2 separate regions of the Mus musculus genome follow, and region 1 is linked to region 2. Evidence: chromatin loops called from intact Hi-C (ENCODE). Cell type or tissue: gastrocnemius. All regions are shown on one strand. Each heading gives the region's core, and the rest is flanking DNA. Links, peaks and the distances in the headings are about the cores only. Region 1 overlaps Fyn (Fyn proto-oncogene). Region 2 holds the start of Fyn (Fyn proto-oncogene).

Region 1 (8,699 bases), core at 171-8,170, 140 kb before region 2:
CGCATTAAAACTGAGAAGTAGTGACTGCGTGAAAGTAAAGCTGGGCAGGACCAGAGGCTGTCATGACAGCCTCCAGAAGCACAAGCACTTGACGCTGCTAATTAGCATTTCAATTTTCTATTAGAGTTTGACATTCTTAAATGCTCATTTAGAGAGAGTGTTGCTATGGTCCAGAGGCAGTGGTGGACGGAAAGGCTGAGCTATGCCGCCCCACCCTCCTCTCTCCTGCCTTCCCAGGGCTCCTCATCTGGTAAATCCCCAAAGATCCAGCTGCTCCTATCCGAATCCTGAGGGGCCTCCTCCTCAGGGCTGCTCTGTTTACTTCACTCTTCCTGCGTCAGCTCTTACCTTCCTGCTGGGGATGAGGCCTTGACCACATCTGCCCTTTCTTCCGGACAAGCAAGGAACCCACCATGTCCCAGTGCCCACTGGCTTCTATGCTTTCCTTCAGCTTGGGACCCACTGTGCCACATTAAGAGGTGGCCTGTCTACTGTCCCTCTGCCCCATGGACAAAGGTCCATTTCTTCACAGATATACGGCCAATGCCCAGCACACAGGAGTTACTGAAGAAGTGACAACCGGATGAGGAAAAAGTCTGTTTTGTGCTGTATTTCTTTTTCTTTCTCTCTGTACCAAACCCAACCTTTCTGCCAGTGACTTTCATCAACAATATGTCCTGCTTCCCTCGACCCCATCCCCCCTTTTTGGGGACAGGGTCTCACTATGTAACTGGCTGTCCATGTAGACTAGGATGACCTGGAAGCTGTGCATCACCATACTGTCCTGCATTTTCTAATGTTACTGGTATGTAGGTGAGAAGTGAGAACTCAGACATACAGGGAAGGTAATGAATGTTACCACTGTAAGTGCACTGTGGGCAGACAGAACTTGCAGGAAGTGTCCCTGCCAAGACTCTGAAAAGTCGCTTTGGGACCAAAGCGTCAAATAAGAACCACGTGACATGATGTCTAATAGCATACACTCTCTGGGGAAGGCAGGGCTGGCACAGACCAGGAAGAGATTCAAGACCATAAAGGGTAACTCATATCCACGTAGGAGCTGTCACAGGCTGAGGAGATGCTGGTGGCAGTTCTTAAGCACTGCGCTCGTCTTACCAGGACACATTAGACACTCCAGAGCTCTCACAACCTACACTTCAGCAAATGCTTAGTGAGTTGACTTCAAGTTCTTGGGAATGAGAATGTTTGTCAGGCAGTCGCCTACTACTTGAGCTGAGATCACCAAATCTGGAACCCATTTCCTCATAAATCATTCAAGATGAATTTACAGCATGCTGTGTCCAAGGCGTTCTCTTGTTTATGGACAGCGAAGGATTTTAATGAGTTTCCAACAGGAAACTATCGCCAAGGCATAATCTACTGAGGCATTTCACCACCACTGCTGCACCATCAGATGGGTATGTACCTCGCTGACTTTGTCTTAACTCTTCCATGGTACAACGTTGCTTTGAGCTTTGGCAAGGACCAGACAGAACATACTTGCTCCAAGTGCTTTTTTTCTTGGGGATTTCATTGATTTGTTTAAGCAGAAGATGTGAGCCTAGAATTAGAGGGTCACGCTCACACCTGGCACCCCTGTCCACCAGGAGACATAGTAGGCAATGCTTGCAGATGTTTTCAGTTGCCAAAACTTAGGGAAAGGGGTACTTGTACTCTGTCAAACTTCTTACAAGGCACAGAATAGTCTCCTGCAACAAGCAATTCCCAGTGTCACAGGTATTACCCGGGAGAAACCCTGATTTTCTCCGAAACCTAAAACCAATGAGAACTTTCACTGCAAACCATCTTTTTAATGCAACAAAGCCACCTCATTAGAACTCTTGCAGAAAACAGGATATCGTGTCTCACGTAACAAAGAAAAGGCAACATTCTAAAGTCCCTAAAAAGAGTTCCACAGTGTTAACACAGAATTCACAGTGAAGGTATGAAAGGCATAATCCCCTTGAAGTCAGGGCCTGGCTGCTGGTCCTCTGCTTCCCAGCTGTGTGCACCTTACAAGCCTGGTGCAGAGCTAAGCATGCTACAGACATCAAGTGACTAAACCAAAATGATCAAAAAACAATTTTGGAGAAGGTAATCTTTGCAGAGGGAACGCAGTGCATGCCCTTGATGTTCTGAGTTAACTATATGCTTCTACTCGGATCTCGCTCTATTCTTGACTGATTTAGAGGAAGAATCAGGAGTAACGAGAGAAATGGGAGCAAGACAAAACAGAAATAATGCAGACACTAAGAGTCCATCATGATGATCTGTGTGAGAATCTGTGGTCTTCACCCTCCCATGTGGCCCAGGCAGCCTAACTACTCCTAGACAGAGTGTGAGGAGACACTATACAGATGGCATTCTGTGTCATCAGGCTCCTCACTGTGAGGCAAACTTCTGGGCATTTGGACTAAGATAAGAATCTCTCTGCCGGGCGGTGGTAGTGCACGGCAATCCTAGCACTTGGGAGGCAGATGCAGGTGGATTTCTGAGTTCAAGGCCAGCTTGGTCTACAAAGAGAGTTCCAGGACAGCCAGGGCTATTCAGAGAAACCCTGTCTCGATAAACAAAAACAAAAAACAAAAAACAAACAAAAAAAACCAGAAAAGAATATCTCTATTATTCGGTGTTTTCTGTGTCCACCAACATGGAGTAAGTGTACTAACTATTCTAGTTGCTTTTGATTTGTAGGTCACTGCAAAGCACTGTCAGTGCCACTCTGACAACACTGGGGCCCTGGAGTGCTGACTCGTAAGACACCACATCCATGTACCTAGTCAATGTGTCTGTCTAGAAGAGCTGGCAGCAGAGCGTCTTCACTAACCTGACCTTGTGCGACCAGTCCAGATATCCAGATTATAGCCTGTTTCTCCATCCCTTTGAAAGCTAAGGGACCCTGTTTCCTTAAATGGACATAGTCCCACAAATCTATTTAAGTTACACAACAGGGGAAGAGTTGCCAGACACACTGAAACACAGCCACACCCTCCTCCCATGAGCACAGCAGATATGATCGCTTTATACTACGGTCATGGTGTGGCCTCAAACCCTCCACACAGTTCTTCTGTGACAGAGGGGGCCCTGCAGTATGGGGGGGGGGGCTCAGCTATCACAGGTCAGGTACGTTCTGACCAGAGGTGGGCCCAGGTGGGTACCCACTCTCAACTTCTGAGGCTGGGCACACAAACAATGAGAAAGCTTCCATTTCCTCAGCTGCCAACCCAAGAGCAATGCCCATGATCAAGTTCTACAGCTGCTGGGTAACAAGGCCTGGATGAGACACCGGGCATGCTGGCAAATGCCTTTCTCTGCAACATACAGGGAAAAGAGCCAATGAGTAGCCGCCATCTTAGCAGAGTAGGCTGCTACCTTGGAGCCAACTTAAGAAGGAATGGAGAAGTGACAGCTCTAGACTTAGCTCTTCATCCCTATCCCCCTCCCATGCCCCATTCTCACCCTGGGAGCCTAGTGGGCAGCGCTGGCCTGGGAAAGGACAGTGAGGTCTGGCCACAGAACTCTGACACGACTTGCCTCATGGTCCCTTCCACTCTAGCATCGCTCTTTCTTGGGCAAAGCTGACAATGGAGAGTAAGAAAAGGATGGGAGCCGGACCAACGACACATAAGCAATGAGGAATTCAGAGCAGAGTTGTAGGTCCCCTGCAGCTCCTCACACTGTGTCAGGGGCAGAGGCAAAAGTGGACCGCTTCATGAATGAACAGCAGTGGGATGAGAGAGGGCAGGAGGAGGCGGAGCACAGTCAGAGTGAGGCGACCTTAGGAGAGAGGCTCCTGGCACACAGCTTTTGATGCTGAGAAAATCAACACCATCCACAGGATGAGTAACTTTACTAGGACTTTAAGGAACTTTACTAGATTCTCGGCAGACAGTGAATCCCCTGAGGAGCCAGGGCAGCTGATTAGGAGTTTTCCGCACATAACTGCTAGAGCCTCATTTAGGCAGCTCAACACTATGCCCGGAGCAGTGGTAGCTGGGTTACAGAACCTGCCAGCCAAGTTTCCTGATTCACCAACACCTTTCCATCCTGCCCAATGGGTTGTTCCTTCTTCCTAGAACACAGCCAGATGACCCTGGCAGCTTAAGGGTCTTTATCTGTCTTTTCGGTACAGTCAGAGAGGTCCTAGGAATTAGGTGGATGGAGAAAAAGCAGGGTGCCTTGGTGCCTCTTGGTTGCATAAGCACTGGTGGAGGTCCTAAGCCAAAGGAAAGATCCAGCCGGGTTTGCATTGTGCAACTGTAAGACCTTGGGGGCTGAGCCGCAGACAGCCTTAGTGCTGGGTCCACCCTGTGTCAGCGCAGTGCAGTGCAGTTCTGCCCACTTGGCAAAGTATACTTGCTGCCAGATGGATGGAAGAAGTGAGCCATTTGTCCCTGGCCCTGCTGAGGTTGTGCTGTGGTGCGCAGAACTGTAAGCTACCTTCCAACTTCCTGTACAGTCTCCAGGATGTGTGAATTAAACAGCCGCTCCTGTGTTAGGCTGTGTCACTTGGCGTAGCCAACCTTAGGAAGGACAGTGTCCCCGTGAGCTGACCTCATCAAGTAAGCCCTGGAGGTCATGGCTCTTCTTGCACATGCAGAGCCGAAGTGTGAGAAGAAGCATTCAAAGTGAGGATCCTCTCTCCTGCAGCTCTTAACACGTGGCCAGATGTGGGCTCTCCACTGCTGAGGAGCGCTCACAGCTGGCAGAGCAGGGAACTGGCATGTCAGTTCCAAGACCACAGCAAACCAGAGCAACTGAGACTGATCAAGAGTCTGTGTGAGTCAGGAAACCGATTCTTCCCTAGCAAGGCCCCAGTGACAGCTCAGCTGACACCCTTAGTTCAGCCTCGCTGATCAGAGATTCCGGTCATGCTACGTGCCGGCTTACGGCCCACAGAATGGTGAGCTAATACACGGATGCTGTCCGAAGCCTGCAGAAGATGAATGCCTAGTTACGGGATGGGGCACTGTAGAGGTGGTGGTTCCACATCCTGGCAGTCATAGCCAACATCCGAAGTGTATGTATGCATACTCATGTATGCCAGGCACTGCACTGTACTGCACTGGAAAACGCAACCCCACCACCACATTCTAAGTCCTCAAACATGGGCCCTGTTATAGAGAGGTAGGGGAATGTGTCCACAGCTCAGCTCGGGGTGGGGACGAGAGGTGACAACAGGTGACTAGAGTCCATGTCCAGAACTCAGGACTTCTGCAACAAAGCTGCTTTCTGTACCATGGAGCCCTGGTAAGTCCACACAAAAGTGTACAAAAGAGGCATGGCGGGAAAGTCAGAGGGAAGGACGCCTCTTGACACCACGTCCAGGGACAGAGAGCACAGTGCCTCTGTTAGCCTTGGTGCCTCTGTCTCCATCTACATTCCACACTGTGAATAGTGGGTTCTATGGAGGTGCTGGAACCACAGTGAGTCACCTCTTCCTTGGTATGGTTTGGCATCTTAATGACTGTTTGAGCCAACAAAACTAAAGCAGCCCTCAATTTCCCCGTCTTCCCTATCTGTGGCAAGGGTATTTATACATACCACGAGGGAGGCGGTAGCGGAAAGTTTCCTTGGTATAAAAATGAGCTCTCCTATTGCATTTAAGACATGATTCACTTTACAGGCAAATTAACTCATGAAGTGAAGTGTTCGTATAATCTGCCCCACCCCCAACCAAACACAAAAGACGTATGTACTTGTGGTAGAATGCTGTGAAGGAAAGCCCCTACCAAACGCTCCTTCTGACACCCTGCAGTCTCTCAGGTGAGAAGGCCACGGGACAGGGGAGTGTGCACAACGCAGACACTGACCACATGCAGTGGCCAGAAGACTGGACCTGCTACGCATCAAATCAAAGCTTTACTTCACAAACAGCAAGTGTCTGGATCATCCATGTGTGTGGTCACTGCAAAGGCTCTGAGGGGACGAGGATGGATCCTGTCCCACCCTGACAGCAATGGATGAAACCAATCACTCATAGAACACCATGGCACAGCAGAAAAGAGGCGCATTCCCGGCACCTGGAATCAGCTCTGTCGATGCTTGTGTAGATAACCCCTAGGCTGAGAAACTGCAGTCTTTTCCTTTTTCCCACCCCACCCCCCTCACTGCGCCTGGAGCTCTGAAGGCTTAATGGAAGGGAGACAGAAGCGTGAGCCCCCGAGAGTGAGCATTCACACTGCTGTCAGCCAGCCAGCCACTGGATGGGCTCCCAAACCTAAATGGCCAAATGAAGTTTTAACAGGGAATCATGGAAGGGCTCCAGGGAGAGGGAGAGATGCTTCTTGCGCCCAGTTTGCTTTGGATCTCTGAGTCGACAGAAGAGAGAGAGAAGGTGCTGATGCAAATGAGAGTATTAGCCCTGTTTGTACGAAGGGATTCTGGAGAGGCAGGGCACACCTTCCCCAACTCTTCCAGACCACAGAAGAGTGTGGCACAGTTGGTTTTTATAAAGGAGCCATTACTGCCATTTAATTCCAGAACACATTCTTCATCCTCAAAGAAACCCCTGTGCTCTAAGCAGCCACTTGCCAATGACCCCTATCTTCCCTGACGCCCATCTAACCTACCTAGGTCTCTGTGGGTTTGCCTAATCCAGATATTTGGTATGGATTTAATCACATGATACACAACCTTGGTTTCGTTCTATTTTTCATCAGGGCACAACGCATTTAAGATTCATCTGCAGTGTAGTAATATAGCATTGTATTAAAGTTATCATTACATTAATCACTAAATATCTGTCACTGTATGACTATATCATAAGGTGCTCATCCATTTAGAAATCATGAATATCCTGGATACTTCCTCCTTTGAATAATTCTGTTATCCACATTTATGTACAAGTTTATTTTGTAGATAGATATTTTAAAAAATGGATTTATATAGATAAGACAAACCAACTAGGCAGGAAATGAGGGAACACTATTGGTAGCACCTTCCTCTCCCCCCACACCACTGAAGCTTTAGGGGAAACACCAGTTTCCACAAGTAATCAGGGAAACACTTAGATTAGTAAGTGATTTAATTAGTAACTAAATTCACAGATGAATCCTCTACCCAACAGTGACAGAGGGTCCCTTGAAATGAGTTTGCTCCTACAGTACTGTGGGGACTTCTGGTAAACCAAACTGGTAATGTCAACAAGGGGCCTAAGACAGGCTTGCCTTTGGGCCTGTGAGTATGTGCTAAGTGAGGTTTTATAAAATGCTGTTCATCACTTTGGAAATTAGAAAACATGCAAGTGTTTAATGAGAGGTGGTGAATTTATAAGGTATGTCTACGACAGAATGGTAAGCAGAGGAGAAAACAGACACGGTGAGTACTCTGAAGCAGTGCGCTGTGTCAAGGCAGCACTGGGCCATTCCAGCTACAAAATGGATGCCTGCGATGCGCTTTAGGGGGACAGGCTGAATCACCGCAGGCGCGTGACAGAGACTGCACTGTGAGAATGCACCATGTTGATGAGTTCAAGTTCCCTTGTTTCAGTTCTCAACTGAATTTGTATGTAAGTTGAAACAATCACATAGTAATAAAGCATAAAACTGGAGATGGGAGGGGAGCACATTAAGAGGCAACTTCTGGAAGGCACAATAGCTAACCAGTCAAGAGCAGTGAGCGTGCTTTCTACTCCTTGCTGGGTGCTGAGGGGTTGTGCAGCAAGCAGGCAGTGAGAACACACAGAGAGAGCTGCAGAAACCTTACTGTGGCAAGGGAAGCAGAGGCACTGATGTCAAACCTGAGGACGCAATGGGTGATCACGCCAGACCTGGGCATGAAAAGGTCAGCTTAGGAACTTTGGGAAGGTCATGAAACACCTGACCCTCCGGAAGGGAGAGGCTAATTACCATTTCTCAGACCACATGGCAGGATCGGACCTGCCGGTGGGGACACATTCCACAGTACTGACTGTTGCCACCTTCAGACAAGGAAAGTCTTTGTCACCTCATTCCCTAAAGACCAATCAGTTTAAAGGGTGCACTATTCCACCAATCTTATTGTGCCTAGTTGCTGATGCTCTATTCTGCCCCTGGAAACCATATAAGAACTCGCTGGGATATTGGGAGTAGCCACCACTCCTTCGGGTCTGGGATGGCCCCAGTGCACTGGAGCAATAAATTCCTCTTGCTTTTTGCATCGATCCCGGCTTCACGTGGTTCACTCAGGGGGTCCCAGGTAAGCTAAGGCTCCCCAGAGTCTTACAGGCAGACAAGGTGGGGGCAATGAATATGCTTCAGTTCTAAGTCCTATATGCTTGGAGACCCTAACCATGTAGGAATGACAATCCTTAATTAAGCAGGCTCTTCCTGGAACTGAGGGCTTGGACTGGGCTGAGCTGTGTACTGGCCAGCCCTAGGGAAGGGAGGTCTAACCAGCACTCACTCTCTGGATGCTGCTGGTTGTAGAGGCAGGGGGATTTGTCCTTATGCTTGTTGTTTTCACCCTTTCCAGCTGACACAGCTTTGACTTTTCTTTTTTCTTTTTCTTTTTTTTTTTTTTTTTTTTTTTGAGACAGGGTTTCTCTGTGTAGCCCTGGAACTCACTCTGTACACCAGGCTGGCTTCGAACTCAGAAATCCACCTACCTCTGCCTCCCAAGTGTTGGGATTAAAGGCTTGCACCACCACTGCCCAGCTAGCTTTGACTTTTGAGCTAGTTTTCCTGAATCCCGGTGGAGCACAGGAGGGAGCAGCCCCA
Region 2 (8,699 bases), core at 254-8,253:
ATGTAAGGAAATGGTCACTGAAAAAAATAAAAGTACAATATAAACTGTAATCACCAGTATGGGCTGGACTCCTATACTAATGTAGGGGGTCGGTGGAGACCAGGAACCATTTGGAACACTAGCAGTTCCCCTATTCCAGGTCCAGAAGCTAACGGATTAGCCTCCATGTAACGTGTTGGATGAAAAGACACAGCCAAGAAAGCTGGTGATGGAAAGATGCTGAAGGAAAAGAGGAAAAGCCTAATTCCCAACTAAACCAGCAACTGTCATAAAAGAAAGCCGTGTCAGTGAATAGACAGTAACGGAGGTTCAGTCCTTAGTAACCTAAGCAAATAGATACGACTCTCACTCCCTTGTCTGCACTGTCCAGTCCCCATGAAGCCCTCCCTCCTCTGGGGTCACCAAGTGTCAGTTTAATTGTTAAGGAAAGTACGTAAAATGGTACTGCGATCTGTAAGGCTCTTCCCTTACAGAAACTCTCTGGAGTTTCCAGACTTGCCTGAAGAAGACTAGGCCAAGATGGGTGCTTCTGTGGTAAAAGAACCCCATCAAAGACCGCAGAGCCAGGACTGAGTGGTGGCTAAGGATCGCCCCGTGATAAGTGGTCCCCCGAAATCACAAAATGCCAGGTTTTTAAAAAACATGCTGAAGATGAAAATCAAAGCAACCAAACAATGATGGCTTTTGTTAAGTGTTATTATGCAAAAGTGTTTACCAAACACACAAGCCTTTTCCTTTCTCGGGGCACATGGCTAACCTACACTTCTCATTGGATTCTCTTGCTGTTAAGCATGGTCATATAGCCACGACTCTTCTAAAGACAGAGTGGAAGTGACATGTGCAGACCAAAGCATTTTAAAGGTAGATGCACCCTCCCCAACTCTTCATCCCACCAATCCGTTGAAACAGGTTGAAACTGTTACAACAGGTTATGGAAAGCTGTGGCATGATAGGATAATGGGACCCAGAATCACTCAGGACAGAAGAAAGCCAGCTACTGAGCAGAGACACCTATGCAGGGCTACATGTGAACAAAAATAAATATATTTTGGTTTAGCACCATTATACATTTTCAGGCCTGCTCTAGCTACTAACATGAGTCTCTTTTAAAAGACGTTGGGTCCATATCGTTGATCTAATTCACATTTGTCGCTCATTAAATGGAACTACCAGGTAATACCAACAAAAGTAAAACCTGACAGAAACCAAGAAACCATTGGGTTAGGTTCTCTACCCAATGGCAGAAATGGACAGAAAACAAAAACAGAATCTGATAATGGTGTTGGAAGACAAATTTGAAGACATGGTGGCTTGCCTGGAGCAGAGAAGCTGGCAAAGGCTTCAGAATTGACACGTGTGCTGGGCCTGGGCTTCAAGAACATCAGACGATGGGGGAGGGGACTTCAGACCTCCAGAAAGTAGAGGTGTTCGCCCACACTCATGCAACCTTATCATTAATAAGTGCCTCTGACTTGGTCAGTACGGTGCAAGTTTATCGTGTACTGACTTTCCTTTCTGGGTCTGGCATCCCAACAAACCAGCCTTTGTTTTCAGAGAACATTCAGTATTAGCCCTTCTACTGTGTGTGTATATGTATAAATATATATGTTCCACAAAAGATGTCAGCTTAATGGATCACAACTCTTTTCAGATAAAACAGCTAAAGAGTAAACTTGGGACAGTTTCGTTACTTTCAACAGTTGAGACCCCACAACCCAGGAATCAGCAGATCAGACCTAAGTTTTGACAAACTAAGCCTGAGACTTACATTAACATTTCTACCTTCAGAGGAACACCATAGGTTCTGAACTCAGACATCTACATCCCCTGTTCATAATTAACTAGACCCAAAGTGTGAGAGTTGAAACCACTTCCTCCAAGTCTGAATGTGTGGTACTCACTGGGTAGAGCCAGACAGGGAGACTGAGCACAAAGGGTGAGAGGCCGGATGTGAGCTTCCAAAGTCAACCTTGAAGCAGACAAGTGGTACACCTCCAGGGTCTTCCAAACGCCAGCCCAAGTGCTTGCTATCCATGGCCCCAGTTTCTTAAATAAAAGGGCTAGGCAGCATTGCTGGGCAGACCAGAGCACATTTCAAAAGACTTCACTCAGCAAAGAGGCCTTGGACTTTAGGGAATCCAGTCAGGCTGCCTCACTCGTGTTAAACAGTTTGATTCTGACTCAGACACAAAATTCTTCTGATCCCTCATCAATTTATCCTGTCTCAGGTATCAGTAACTATCCCCCAAGAAGAAAAGGGGGGAAATGAGGGATAGGGGAAGGTTCCTTGAAAGTATAGCAACTCCTAAAACAGCTGAAATAATCCCCCCCACCACCACCTTAAATAGAGAAAACTGCAGTTGCCACTCAATGCTACCAGTCTGTAAACACAGCTAAATGCCTGCACCTGCCACCCGGGATCCGGGAGCCTTCATTTTTTGGTAAGTGTGGCAGAAAAGACTAAGAGATCAACTGCTTCACCAGAAAGAAAGGGACGCCCCAGGGATGAGACACAAGAAGCATGGTGCCCTGGGTACTTTATGTGTCTCTCCTCTATGAACTGAAAGGGCTCTTTGTGTCACACACACACTCACACACACACACACACAGAATGAGTCTGATTTATTAGAGGAAGGAGGGGCAAAACGGGTGATTTTATTATCCCTCCTCCCAGTGAGTCCCAGCAAACGCCTCCTGGGCCCAAGCTTGGTGGCCTCTTTCTAGCTCAGTCAGTCCCTGTGGCCTCAAAGATAAGAGAGCCTAGAGGAGACCAAACAAAACCGTCTACCGACCTAGGGAAGTAGGGAGGAAATCCAGCGTGTCGAGAAGGGAGGAGAAATAAGCTTGAGAGAGCAAAAGGGGTGGGGGGACAGAGGAAGAGGAGGCAAGGCCAGACACAGGGGAAAGGGGAAGGGTGGGTGGGTGGTAGCACAGGAAGGGTGAAGGGGAGGGTGGGGGAAGTGCAAGGGAGGTTCCAGAAATAGGCAGGAGGATGCGCTGGGGAACGGCAAGGGCCACCGAGGGAGGAAGCCGAGAGGTGGAGGAGTGGGGCAGGGGTTGGGTGGGGAGGAAAGCAGCACGGGGCATCAATTATTAAGTGATTACATCATCCCTGACATTAAAACAACACACACAGCCCTGGTCCCCGCGGGGGGCCGCGAAAGGAGGGCGGGGGCGGAGCTGGGCCAACCTCACCCCCAAGCCAATTCCTATTTTCCACCCGGCACCCGCCGGCGGCCGAGGAAAGACACCCCGGTGCCTGCGCAGCCTCGGGGCGGCACCCCGCATCAGTGTCCTGCGTCGCGGGGCGCCCTGGAGGCTGCGCGGCGGGACCGCAGCGGGAGCAGCCCGTGCGGGGGCGCTGGGCCGGGCGTCTCCGCAGCATCCCGAGGCTCCGCGCATCCCCTGTCGCTTACCTGCTTGGCTTGGCGCTCAGCTCCGGAGCACATTCACATGGTCCTCTCCCCGCCCTCCTCCGGCGCGGCCCAGGCGGCTCCCGCGGCTCCGCGGCGGGGCCCAGGAGCTCGTGGGCCTCGCGAAGCGCCGAGGGGGCGGCGCCGGTGTCCCCGGCCCGGCAGCCCGGTCCCTCCCTGGCGCGGGTGGCGGCTTTGTGTGTGCCCGGGGAGTCCTCGAAACGCTCCGGCTAGAGGCGGCCTCGCTGAGCTCTTGACCAGCGGGCGGGTCTCGGAGGCCCGGCGCACGGCGACCCCTCCTCCTCTCTGCGGAGCCCCCTCCCCGCCGGCTGCGCTCCTGACAGATGGCGCAACTGCACCGACGCGCCGCCGCCACCGCCGCGGCTTCTCGCAGCTACTCTCGCTGATGCTCGGGCTGCTCCGGATCCCGAGGGGTTCGAGAGGGGGCGGGACACGCCCTGAGACTGTCAGGTCTTTCTGCCCTATCAAAGGGCCCGCTGAGGGCTGAGCGCCGGCAGCCATTGGTGAATGCGTCGGAGGCGGGACGGCCATGGGTGGGGCCGCCGAGTGGGTTGAGCTTTACAGTGGTGGCGGGCAGCCTGCGGTGCGCACGGCCACAGGGTGTGTGAGAGGATGCGAGGTTGGCGGAGAAGGAAGAGTTGTGTGTCTGAGGATCGTGTGGAGTTGCGAGTTGGTGAGGTGGGCAGGAGAGTGCGCAGGGAATGAGCTGCTTTCCACTTTGCCAGTGGAGACTGGCACCTGCCACTCCAGCCTCACAGCCATGGGAACCTATTTCTCCAAAGAGATAGCCTCGCCTTTGAGAGTGGGAGGATAAAATGGAAAGGTGTTAAGAATGGCGATGGCAAATTAGGGAAGTGAGGAGCAAAGTAGAGAAGTACCATTGCAGAAACTGGGAAAGCTAGGACCAGCAAACGCACAACAAATAGTAAGAAATTAATGACTTGTTAGTCTCATTTTCTTGGGTACCCAAATATGCTCCCCGCCCCCCCCCCCACACCTACCCCAGGAAAAGTGAAAGAGAAGTATGACTGAAATTCAAGGGGCCTGCAACAAAGAGTCCCAAAACCACCCAGTAGAGATTGCTTGTGCTTTTCCCTAGCTGTTTACCAGTGGCCATTGCTCGTCTGGCTCCTTGGGGCATTCAAACTTCTCTTGGTTTTCTTGTTTTCGCTGGTGGCTGAGCTGAGCTTTTTGCTCAGATTTTCCTTGACGAAATAATAGCCGGGTTGGTCTGCAGTCTTTATTTCCGATTCAGCTTTTCTATGGCAGGATGTAACTTCATAAAAAGAAACATTTTGCCTTCCTGATTTTCTTTATAGGCAATTCCTGTTTACTGAGAACTCTGTTTTAAGACATGTTCAGAATCATTTTCTTTAATGATTTTGGTAAGAAACTCATCCCTCCCCCTCAGCAAATCTAATCTTCTAAGAAGTAAGTTTAAGCGAAGCAGCCTTGGCTTCCTTAGGCGCTCAAGGTCTGTGTTATCTTTCCTGCTCAGTACATTTCCCCTGTAGTTTAAAAATACCAGTCTCTTTTGCTGACTTTTTTTTCTTTGTCTTTTCCGCAGTGCTCTTTTGAGAAATTTGCTGCTATTCAGTAAATGATCCTCATGTGATGGACGAGGAAACTGAGGACAAGAGAAGGTGACACTGAGGAATTCCATGTCCGATCTCTTCCTGAAACCTGGAGCAGATGGTACTAAGTCACTCCATTGTTAATAATTTCTTTGAGAGGAGTCTCATTTTTGGCATCTGCAGCATAATAGCTTCTTCACGTAATTAGTGGACCAATAAGAGGCAAAATGATTAAATGACAAATTAACCAACTCCCAGCAAGACTCTGTTCTGTTTTTTTCTCTTTACTTACTTTTGAAAAAAATAAATAAAAACAAAAAAACAGGAAAACCCCACAACTCTTCCTCCGGATAGCTTTAAAGGGATTCTGTCTCCACAAGAAGATTTGCTGATGTTGTGAACAAGTGAGAAAGCCCTGGAAAGATGTTAGCATTATTTCCCATTTTGATCTGCTCCCAAAGGTCATCAAAGTAGATTTGACTTAAACAGTGTCCTCAGCCTACCCAAGGCAAGCCATGCTTTGTTCTAAACCTGAAATTTTATTTTCTTACAGGCAGTATCTATTACCCAACAAATGGAGAGACATTGTTCTAGAATTTCTCTTAGATTTGGTTGTTATTTGCTTGGGTTTTTGTTTGTTCTGTTTCTCTCACCTTTAAGTCCCCTGTTTCTAGTCTAGTGTTCTTTTTTGGTTTGTCTAATCTGTGTTTCCTGTTTTGCTTTCAATGTATATTTAGTGTTATTAGCTAAGCTGTTTCCCATTTTGAGATTTTTGTTTTCTTACCAATCAAACAAGAAAATAAAAATGGTTACTGAAACTGGAAAAAAAAACTAATGTGCAAGGAAGGGAGATGGATCAGTGAATAAATGGCTTGCTGCTGTACACATGAGACTGAGTCTGAGTCCCCAAAACACACATTAACAAAGCCCCAAAACACACATTATCAAAACCGTTACAGCCGGGCGGTAGTGGCTCACTCCTTTAATCCCAGCACTTGGGAGGCAGAAGCAGGTGGATTTCTGAGTTTGAGGTCTACAGCCTGGTCTACAAAGTGAGTTCCAAGACAGCCAGGGCTATACAGAGAAACTCTGTCTCAGAAAAAAAAAAAAAAAGAAAGAAAGAAAAAAGAAAAGAAAAGAAAAAGAAAGAAAAGAAAAGAAAAGAAAAGAGAAAAATACAAAACAAAACAAAAATGAAAGCCGTTACAGTGGCAAGTGTCTGGACCTCCAGAAACAGTGAGAGACCCTGTCTGAGAAATATGTTAGAGAACCAATTTAGAAAGCCCAGCATTGACCTCTGGCTTCCACAGGCACTGCATATGTGTGCAAGTGCACCCCCAAGCATGTATGAACACCTCTAAACATGTATGCATACACACCTTACACAAAGACACACAGATATGTACAAAGGAAATGCATTCTAAGTGACCACGCCTCAGCATATGCCCAAAAGACATGATGACATCATACCTCACAGCTACTTGCTCAGCCATATTCATTGCCATTCTAGTCACAATAGCTAGGACATGGTGACAACCTAAATGTTCTTCAGCTAAAGACAATGTGGGACGCGTACCCAGTGGAATACTCAACTGTAAAGAAAAATGAAACCATGGAATTTTTCAGGCAAATGGGTAGAGCTATTTTGATAGAGAGCTATTTGGATAGCTATTTTGGGTAGAGATCATTTTGAGTGATGTGACTCAGACCCAGGAAAACACACATCCCATGCTCTTTCTCATCTGTGGTTCCCAGTTCCAAGTTTTCATATGTGAGTGCGTAATCTGGAGGAACTGCAAAGCCCCGGAAAGTAGAGGAGAAAATGGCAGAAATGGGGAATGGTGGGGTACAGGCAAATTGGAGGAGGAAATAGGAAAAATTGAAAGGGGTTAATTTGGGAGAGGGGAGAGAGATAAATACAGGAGAAAGAGGCATGTGGGTAAAATAATAGCAAGGGTGTCAAAAAGCCATAGTCATATTACTATCTATATATATAAAATTAAATACAAAACATGACTTGTATACATATACACTATTTAGTTTAAATGAAACTTTTCCATTGCCCCCCCCCCCCACAAGATACATAGACCATCTAAAAACAAAACAACACCAGGCATGAGAAGTTCTCTTTTGAGTTGTTGATCAAGGTTGTCCAAGTGACTCCCAAAACATTATAGAATATTGCTGTCATCATTGGTTGCCTCCAAGGTAGAAGATAAGTCCCTATTTCTTAAGGCACCATCCACTTCAGACATAGGACCAAAAGTATGTGAGCCGGGTCTAATCTGAAAACCTCCTCTGTGATGACTAACTTCGTGGCACCAGGACATTCCATGCAAACTTTCAAGGGAGAAAGCATCCAGTTGTCCTACCCAGCTATGATGTCTATGAATAGCAGCAGTCACCAGCATAGCATGATAACTGTCAGGGCACAATAATGGCACGCATACCTTGGTGATAACCAACAGCTCTCTAATTGGACTTATGGCCTGCTCAGAAAGAAAGAAACCATGCCTGCTAATAGAACCTAGTCAGTTAACTGGGGCTAAGTCAGGGATCTTAGATGAAAACCAATAACAGCCACTTCCTAACCAGCTTATTTCCTAACTACATTTTAAATGTCCCACCGATAGGTGTTCTTCTCACCCCCTCATCAAAGAGACTTCTCTTTGCAGTAGACGAAGATCATTACAGAGACCATGCAGTGCCTGGTCTCAGCCAATACATCAACACGGTTCCTGTACCTAAGGCTCAGGGATTGTTGCAGAAGAGGAGGTGGAAAGGTTATAAGCTAGAGGATCAATCAGGTGCTTGCTGTGAGTTTATGTCTTCCAGAAATGTCAGTGAGGTTACACTCATGAAGTCTAATCAACAAGGATACCTAAGAAGCCTTGAACAGTGACAACACCTATGGGGCATGCTAACATGGAAAATTAAAGCTCAAGGGATTTCCATTCTTAACAAAGAGTTATGAACAACAGGGGAAGGTGGTGAGCAAGAGAAATGGTCTTCTCCGTGTAAGGAGTCCCCAGTTGGTTATCCAATACCAAGTAGTCAGCCTTTAGATCATATGCATACAGGTAATGTTATATGGACAAAAAAATGTTGTGATATATACATATATGTATATATATATATACATACATATGTGTGTGTGTGAATATATATGCCATGAATTTGAGAAAGAGTAGGGAGGAATACAAGGAATGGGAAGAGTTGGAACAATGAAAGGTAAAGGGAGAAATTATGTAACATTAACTTCAAAAACTAAAATAAAATATTATAGAAGGAAAAATCCAATTGTTTGTACTTTTTCATAGACAAAATCTGCAAGTATATATACAAAATTTATCTGTGAGGTTCCCCTAAGAGATTAATAAGTCAACTTGCTACTTCCAAGAAGATACCCAAAAGCAACCCATGAGACCAGCACAACACTGCTGACAATGTGAGCTGCTGTAACATCTTTTTGTCTGGCAGAGGTATTAGACTGTGCCCATCATGATCCAGACCCTTTTAAGTCACACATTTCAGTAGAATTATTTTTCTTAAAGATCATGTCTCGGGCTGGAGGGATGGCTCAGAGTTAGAGTTAAAAGTACTGACTGCTTTTCCAGAGGTCATGAGTTCAATTCCCAGCAACCGCATGGTGGCTCACAACTATCTATAATGGGATCCGATGCACTCTTCT

The links. Peaks named below come from ENCODE experiments on the same cell type or tissue, not always from the same donor. Only the 100,000 strongest peaks of a DNase experiment are listed, where the experiment ranks them.
Region 1: it touches region 2 in a loop (2.0-fold over the local background); 12 of 42 quality-filtered maps call a loop at or near these places.

Annotation. Positions count from the first base shown.
Region 1 is chr10:39,502,683-39,511,381 of GRCm38, reverse strand. The region is part of intron 3 of Fyn (Fyn proto-oncogene); the gene reads right to left. Among named protein-coding and RNA genes, the nearest start is that of Gm40627, 83 kb to the left of the region's middle. In gastrocnemius, for the core only: a CTCF peak has its summit at 4,314; DNase peaks (open chromatin) are centred at 4,346, 4,840 and 6,205; H3K27ac peaks cover 4,442 bases.
Region 2 is chr10:39,364,908-39,373,606 of GRCm38, reverse strand. Fyn (Fyn proto-oncogene) reads right to left here and starts at 3,808. Exons shown (of 14, transcript NM_001122893.1): 1 at 3,417-3,808. It overlaps Gm31616 (predicted gene, 31616), which reads left to right and starts at 3,995. Exons shown (of 2, transcript NR_168583.1): 1 at 3,995-4,112; 2 at 5,002-5,891. In gastrocnemius, for the core only: a CTCF peak has its summit at 3,945; DNase peaks (open chromatin) are centred at 2,719, 3,184 and 3,878; H3K4me3 peaks cover 3,088 bases; H3K27ac peaks cover 2,343 bases.